2 separate regions of the Homo sapiens genome follow, and region 1 is linked to region 2. Evidence: chromatin contacts called from ENCODE Hi-C or POLR2A ChIA-PET data. All regions are on one chromosome and are shown on one strand. Each heading gives the region's core, a stretch centred on a gene start or an enhancer-like site at or near the end of the contact. The rest is flanking DNA. Distances are from core to core; before and after follow the strand shown. Region 1 holds the start of CYP2J2 (cytochrome P450 family 2 subfamily J member 2). Region 2 overlaps CYP2J2 (cytochrome P450 family 2 subfamily J member 2).

Region 1 (3,092 bases), core at 421-2,920, 34 kb before region 2:
AGAAAGAGTGAGTTATGGCTCAAATGCCACAGACTCTTACTGTGTTTACTAGCATTTAGTAGATTCTTCTTAAATAAAATTTATTTATTTACTGTATGCCTTTAGAACAATTTTCAGGGACTTAAATTATTTTAGTTTTATAAATAATTTTTAGCAATCACAATTTTTTACTAGGAAGAGGTTCTGTGGGGTTTCTCATGCTGCCATTATGGAAGTCATTCCCCTGCATCATTCTTTAATGCAAAAAATAAAAAGGAAGGAGAGATATAACAAACCTGACGTCCACTGATACGGGAATGAGCAAATAAATTGTGGCATAGTAATAGAATACTATCCATCTATTAAATTAAGTGAATTAGAGCCACATATATCAGTCAGGATAAATCTCAAACACATAATACTGAGTTGTAGAATAATTCGTGTAAAAATATCATATATAAATATTAGAAATATTGTATGGATGCATAACAGCTGTAGTAAAACAGGAAAATGTGGACTAGAAGGATAAAAGCTAAGCTCTGACTAGTATTTCTCTCTGGACCTTAGAAAGAGAACAAGAGACTTCAACTCTCATTTCATTTCTTGCTCACACCTGTAATCCTAGCACTTTAGGTGGCTGAGGTGGGCAGATCACCTATGGTCAGGAGATTGAGACCAGCCTGACCAACACGGCGAAACCCCATCTGTACCAAAAATACAAAAATTAGCCGGGCATGGTGGCATGTGCCTGTAGTCCCAGCTACATGGGAGGCTGAAGCAGAAGAATCGCTTGAACCCGGGAGGTGGAGGTTGCAGTGAGCTGAACTCCAGCCTGGGCGACAGAGCAAGACTCTGTCTCAAAAATAAAGAAATAAAATAAAATATTGTAAGCAGAATATGTGACTCTATGTTGAGTACATGAGTGTGTACTATACTATTCCTGAGCTATGTTTCATGTTTTCAGTCTCACCATTTGTGAAACCCAAGCAGGCACTCACCAGATGGTATGAAAGGCTGGAACCTGGAGGTCCCACAGTCTTGGGGCTTTGGAGAGGAGCCTAATAGAGCAAACCAGCAAGGATCGGAACTAAGACATTCCTTCAACAAATGTTAATTAAGCACTTATTATGGCTGCTGCTCAGTGCTAGCAGCTTTGGTGTAGTGCCTTTTAATCTTCCAGACACTTTCAAATACAGGACCTCGTTTAGATGTGTTTCAGAAGGGTGGATTTATTTGTTCACCACATACTTAGTACTTAACTTTTCTGTTTCCTCAACAGCAAGATGAGACTACCGAGAGCTTCTCCTTCATAATTTTGTCAAAATGAAATAATAATCTATGTAAAGAGGCGGATGTGCTGCCTGGCATATAGTAAGAGCCCAAGAAATGTTAGGTACTGCTGTTGTTATCGCTGTTTACCAGGCACAGTTCCAATCATAGGAGAGACGGTGATTGAACCGAACAGAGGCTCAAATGTCTGTGGCGCTCTCAGTAAACCCATGAGCTTTCTAAATAGAAAAGAAACTGCTCCTAGCCTGGCCTTTTCTGAGACCGGTGCGTGTCCTCCCGGGAATCCAGCGCCTGGCATCTTCGCAGGGTGCTGCGAAGGGGCGGGCTGGGAGGCGGGGCACGGCTGGGAGCGAGGCGGGGCGGGGACCGTCGCCTGCTGGGACCGCCGCCTGCTTGGACCGCAGAAGAGCAGGAGGACGTCTGAGCCATGCTCGCGGCGATGGGCTCTCTGGCGGCTGCCCTCTGGGCAGTGGTCCATCCTCGGACTCTCCTACTGGGCACTGTCGCCTTTCTGCTCGCTGCTGACTTTCTCAAAAGACGGCGCCCAAAGAACTACCCGCCGGGGCCCTGGCGCCTGCCCTTCCTTGGCAACTTCTTCCTTGTGGACTTCGAGCAGTCGCACCTGGAGGTTCAGCTGGTAGGAGTGGGAGAAGGTGCCTAGCGTGTCCTGACCCTAACTCTGTTCTGCAGCACAAGGGACGTTCCGGCAACGTGGGTGGGGTGGGGGATGAAGGGCAGGAAGAGGTGTGGCTAACGCTGGTAACCTGGTAAAACCCACTTTGAGTTTCATTTCCTAACCCATTAACTGGCATGATTCCACCTGCACTTTCTAGGGATGGAATATTATTAAATGTTTACTATTTGCATGTTGTCATGTTAAACATTACTGGAACACCTTACTTGTAATGTGATTACCTTGCCCTCTTTTATATGATTGTCCTTAAAAATGCTATACTTTCTTTCTGAGAAACTTCATTTCCCATACATAAAATGGTGATAATACTACCTCAATCTTGATCATTTCTCAACTGAGTTATTCCCACTACACTAACTGAGCCCTCCAGCTTCAACCTCCTTCCCTTGCAGTGCACTCTCACTAAGTAATAATTTTAAAATGTTCTTCCTCTGCTTAAATTTTTGCCAAACGGTGTTCAGACTCCTGACTGAACCACCTGGGACCCTTCTTGATGCAGCTTCTTTCCGTCTCTATACAATAATCTCCTATCAGGGCTCCCCGACTCTGGTGACCAAGTTCTTTCAAGTTCTCTCAGACATCAAACCCTATCTCAAGAAACCAATACTGGTTTTCCTGCCACTCAGCACAGGTAACTTGCTGAGAGACAACAGTGTGACAAGTGATTATGAAGATTAGATAAAATAGTGAATGGTCAATACTGACATATAGTTGGTACATAACAAATAGTAGTTCCCCTTTCCCTGCACATGCCTGCAGTACTTTAAACACATGGCTGTATATTGCCCTCAAATATTGATAGACAAAGTTTTATCACTTTATGGGAGAAATACCCAATTGGTAATACTAAGTGACAGAATTAGCCACAGAATGTTAAAACTAAGCCCCCAAACCTGTGTCCTTATTTAATTAATATGTTGTTTAATTTCCAAGTATGTGGAGATTTTCTTGTTATCATTTCTGTTAATTATTTCCAGTTTGACTCCATTGTGGTCAAACATCATACTATGTACAATTTCAGTTCTTTTAAATATGTTAAGGTTGATTAAATGACACAAGATATAGTCTATCTTGATAAATGTGCCATGGAGGCTGGAAAAAATATGTATTTGACTATTGTTGGGTGGAA
Region 2 (3,098 bases), core at 526-3,025:
AAAGCTCTTAGGCTAAACATCCCCTTTCTAGCTCAGCCCACGCCTTCCGCTTCTATGGTCCTACACCCTGCAACTTCATTCTGGAAGCTCGCCTGCCGGACCCCTGATGGCATTTGACTTCGTGTTCCTGGACTTCTGCTTTCTATGCATTGATGAACCCAAGTGGTTATCAGACTTAAATAAGCTGCTGGCCATAACACCCTGGGGCCTACAGGCCCTTCCTCTGCTCCATTTTTTTGGGGATATGATTGAGGATAGCAATCTCTGCTAGGCACAAATGCCACCTGAGAAGATAACCCGTCTTTTGATTTTGTCTTACAGGAAAGCGGGCATGCCTCGGAGAACAGTTGGCCAGGACTGAGCTGTTTATTTTCTTCACTTCCCTTATGCAAAAATTTACCTTCAGGCCCCCAAACAATGAGAAGCTGAGCCTGAAGTTTAGAATGGGTATCACCATTTCCCCAGTCAGTCACCGCCTCTGCGCTGTTCCTCAGGTGTAATATTGTTAAGAAAGAAAGGGGCAAGGAAAGTAAGAAGACATGGCACGTGTTCTGAAACCACTGGTGTCTGCTCAGATGTGTTGGGACAAAATGAAAGTGACTTTCAAGAAAGATCAGAGGAATTTGACTCAGAGAAAACTAGATCCAAATCCCAGCTCTACTGTCTCGTCCGAATTAGCCTTGGGAAAATCATTTATATGCTAAATAATTTACCTTTTTATCTAGGAGATGAAAAGAGGATAATGTTTCCTTCCATAAAGAAAGTTCTTGTAAGAATCAAAAGAAATGGTGAGCTTTAAGTGGTTTGTAAACCATAAAACACATCATAAAAGTTCTATCTATAGTGTGCCTCCTTCCTGCTTCCTTTGTGAGATATGTGTTTGCTTCTGACCTGTTGAGAAGCTCAAGTCAAAGTGGTGCAAAATAGTTGATAAGAGTTAAAAGTGGGCCCTAGGAGCAGCCACAGAAGTGAGCTATGAAGACTCCCCAGTTTGGTAGCACTGTGCATGCGTTATCTTGTTTCTGTCTCAGACTGATCCTCTGAGAAGTCAGCAGGGCAGGTTTTATTCCTCATTTAGAGACAGGGAAAGCAGGTGTCATTGAAACAGTTTCTGTAGTTTACATAAGCACACACCTAAGGCCAAGTGGAATGTGACCACAATTAACCAACCTGGGAAACAGGTTTCAGGAACAAATGTGGAAATATTTTTCATCCTTAACAATACCTTCTTGCCTTTAATCCTCCATCAGACACTTATTCCCATGTTGTTTCACACTGGCTTTAACGATGGTGGGTGTGATCTTTTCTTGCAACTAGACTGTAAGCTTTTTGTGGCTATTACCAGCCTAAACTCCCTGGGCCCTGTTTTTTGTTTTTTTTTTTTGTTTTTTTGTTTTTTTTTTTTGAGGTAGTGTCTTGCTCCGTTGCCCAGGCTGGAGTGCAGTGGTGTGATCCACTTCCTGGGTTCCAGTGATTCACCTGCCTCAGCTTCCCTAGTAGCTGGGATTATAGGCACATGCCACCATACCTCGCTAATTTTTGTATTTTTAGTAGAGATGGGGTTTCACCATTTTGGCCAGGCTGGTCTAGAACTCCAGACTCAGGTGATCCACCCACCTCGGCCTCCATAAGTGCTGGGATTACAGGCATGAGCCACTGTGCCTGGCCGACCTTGGTATTTTATAGCAGGAAAACAGAAATGCCAAAATCCTGCTCACTCACTCTAGGTGTGGCTGCTGAAGGAAGATAAGGATTATGAAATAGAAGGCCAGGTAACACTGATAGTACACGAAGTTTTGACCCCAATACCAATGCAAACAAATGAACTCCCAGGGAACCTGGGCTAAGCCTTATAAAAAGATCCTTTTTCCTAAGGTGGTGTCTTAGTCTGTTTTCTGTTGCTGTAATAGAATACCTGAGACTGGGTATTTATAAAGAAAAGGAGTTTATTTGTCTCACATTTCTGTAGGCTGGGATGTCCAAGGGCATGGTGGCAGCTTCTGGTGAGGGCTTCCATACTGTGTCATCACATGGCAGAAAAGCAGAAGGACAAGCAGGTGCATGCAAAAGACAGAAAGCAGGAGGTGCCAGGCTCACTTTATATCAGCCCACTGTCACAACAATGAACCCACTGCCATAACAATGCCATCCATCCATTCACGAGGGCCATGCCCTCACAACCCAATCACCTTTCATTAGGCCCCATGTTCCAACACTGCAACATTGGGGACCAAGTTTCAAAATAAGTTTTGGAGAGGACAAACACCCAAACCATAGAAAGCAGTTAGACCTAAATAATTTAAATAGCTTAAAACAAAATGGGCCATGAAATCACGGGGCTCTTTCTTCCTGCTGTTTGGGATTCAGAGAAAAGCCAATTCAATTGACGCTGTGAGAAAGGGAAACAGAAAAGGATGGGAGGAATGTTTGACTGCTGCTAATCTAGCTGGGGAGCCAAGAAAAGAGTATGTCTGGAAGGCATGGTTGGGTTTTTAATGTGTGGGAGGAGGTTTTGTTTCTTCCCTAGTAAAAGAAAGAATAGAAGTGAGAGCCCCACCTATGCCCATTTTTTTTTTTTTTTTTGGTAACCCACCAGAAATTTGCATCTCTAGAAAACAGGCCATGTGGTATTCTGAGAATAAAACCAATCAAATCAGGCCCTGAACTTGAACTTCTCAAACATCCAGGACTTCCATTTTTCCCCAATCAGATCACCCAAGTAGGAGACTCAAATGGACACTGGCCAAAATACATCATGTGTCTCAGTTTCCTCATTTGTAAAATGAAGGACTTTGTTGAAGTCATCTCTGAGTTCCATTTCTACTCTGCTGTGCATTTTCTGTGATTCTAGATGGGCAGTACATACCTGTTACTTGGGGGAATAAGTGTAAAACCACTGGGAACTCATCCTGACCTGATAAATGCAATGGAACCCAGGGCCAAATAGGATGTGAGCACAATTAACCAGAAACCTTGGGGAATAGATGACTGTGAGTAACTGAATTTTCTGGCCATATAAAATATCTTTTTTCTCAAAGCCCATGGAGAGGCTCTAAAATATGAGCCCCCATTTTGTCCAAGCACTTCCTGTCCCACAC

What was found. Hi-C counts contacts between places; a loop is a spot of excess contacts on that map. ChIA-PET counts read pairs that join two places held with the same protein, here RNA polymerase II (POLR2A). Pooled maps may share reads with other maps.
Region 1: a loop to region 2 is called in a map of PC-9, with 6 times the contacts of the local background. The contact joins the promoter of CYP2J2 here to the enhancer-like site in region 2. A Hi-C loop is called at or near these places in 6 of 168 maps with a recorded cell type or tissue (Calu3, PC-9, Right ventricle myocardium inferior and 3 more), 1 of 37 single-sample maps with no recorded cell type and 4 of 50 pooled maps. POLR2A ChIA-PET finds 5 or more read pairs at or near these places in 3 of 52 experiments (CD8-positive, alpha-beta T cell, OCI-LY7 and naive thymus-derived CD8-positive, alpha-beta T cell).

The regions. Positions count from the first base shown.
Region 1 is chr1:59,925,351-59,928,442 of GRCh38, reverse strand. It overlaps CYP2J2 (cytochrome P450 family 2 subfamily J member 2), which reads left to right and starts at 1,670. Exons shown (of 9, transcript NM_000775.4): 1 at 1,670-1,906. The coding sequence starts at 1,697. RefSeq lists an enhancer at 1,787-2,322.
Region 2 is chr1:59,891,053-59,894,150 of GRCh38, reverse strand. It overlaps CYP2J2 (cytochrome P450 family 2 subfamily J member 2), which reads left to right. Exons shown (of 9, transcript NM_000775.4): 9 at 322-843. The coding sequence ends at 500. Among named protein-coding and RNA genes, the nearest start is that of CYP2J2, 34 kb to the left of the region's middle. Within about 2 kb of position 1,775, at least 4 of the 41 ENCODE cell types and tissues checked have a DNase peak (open chromatin) inside an H3K27ac peak, as active enhancers do; they include CD8-positive, alpha-beta T cell and PC-9, where a contact is called at or near this core.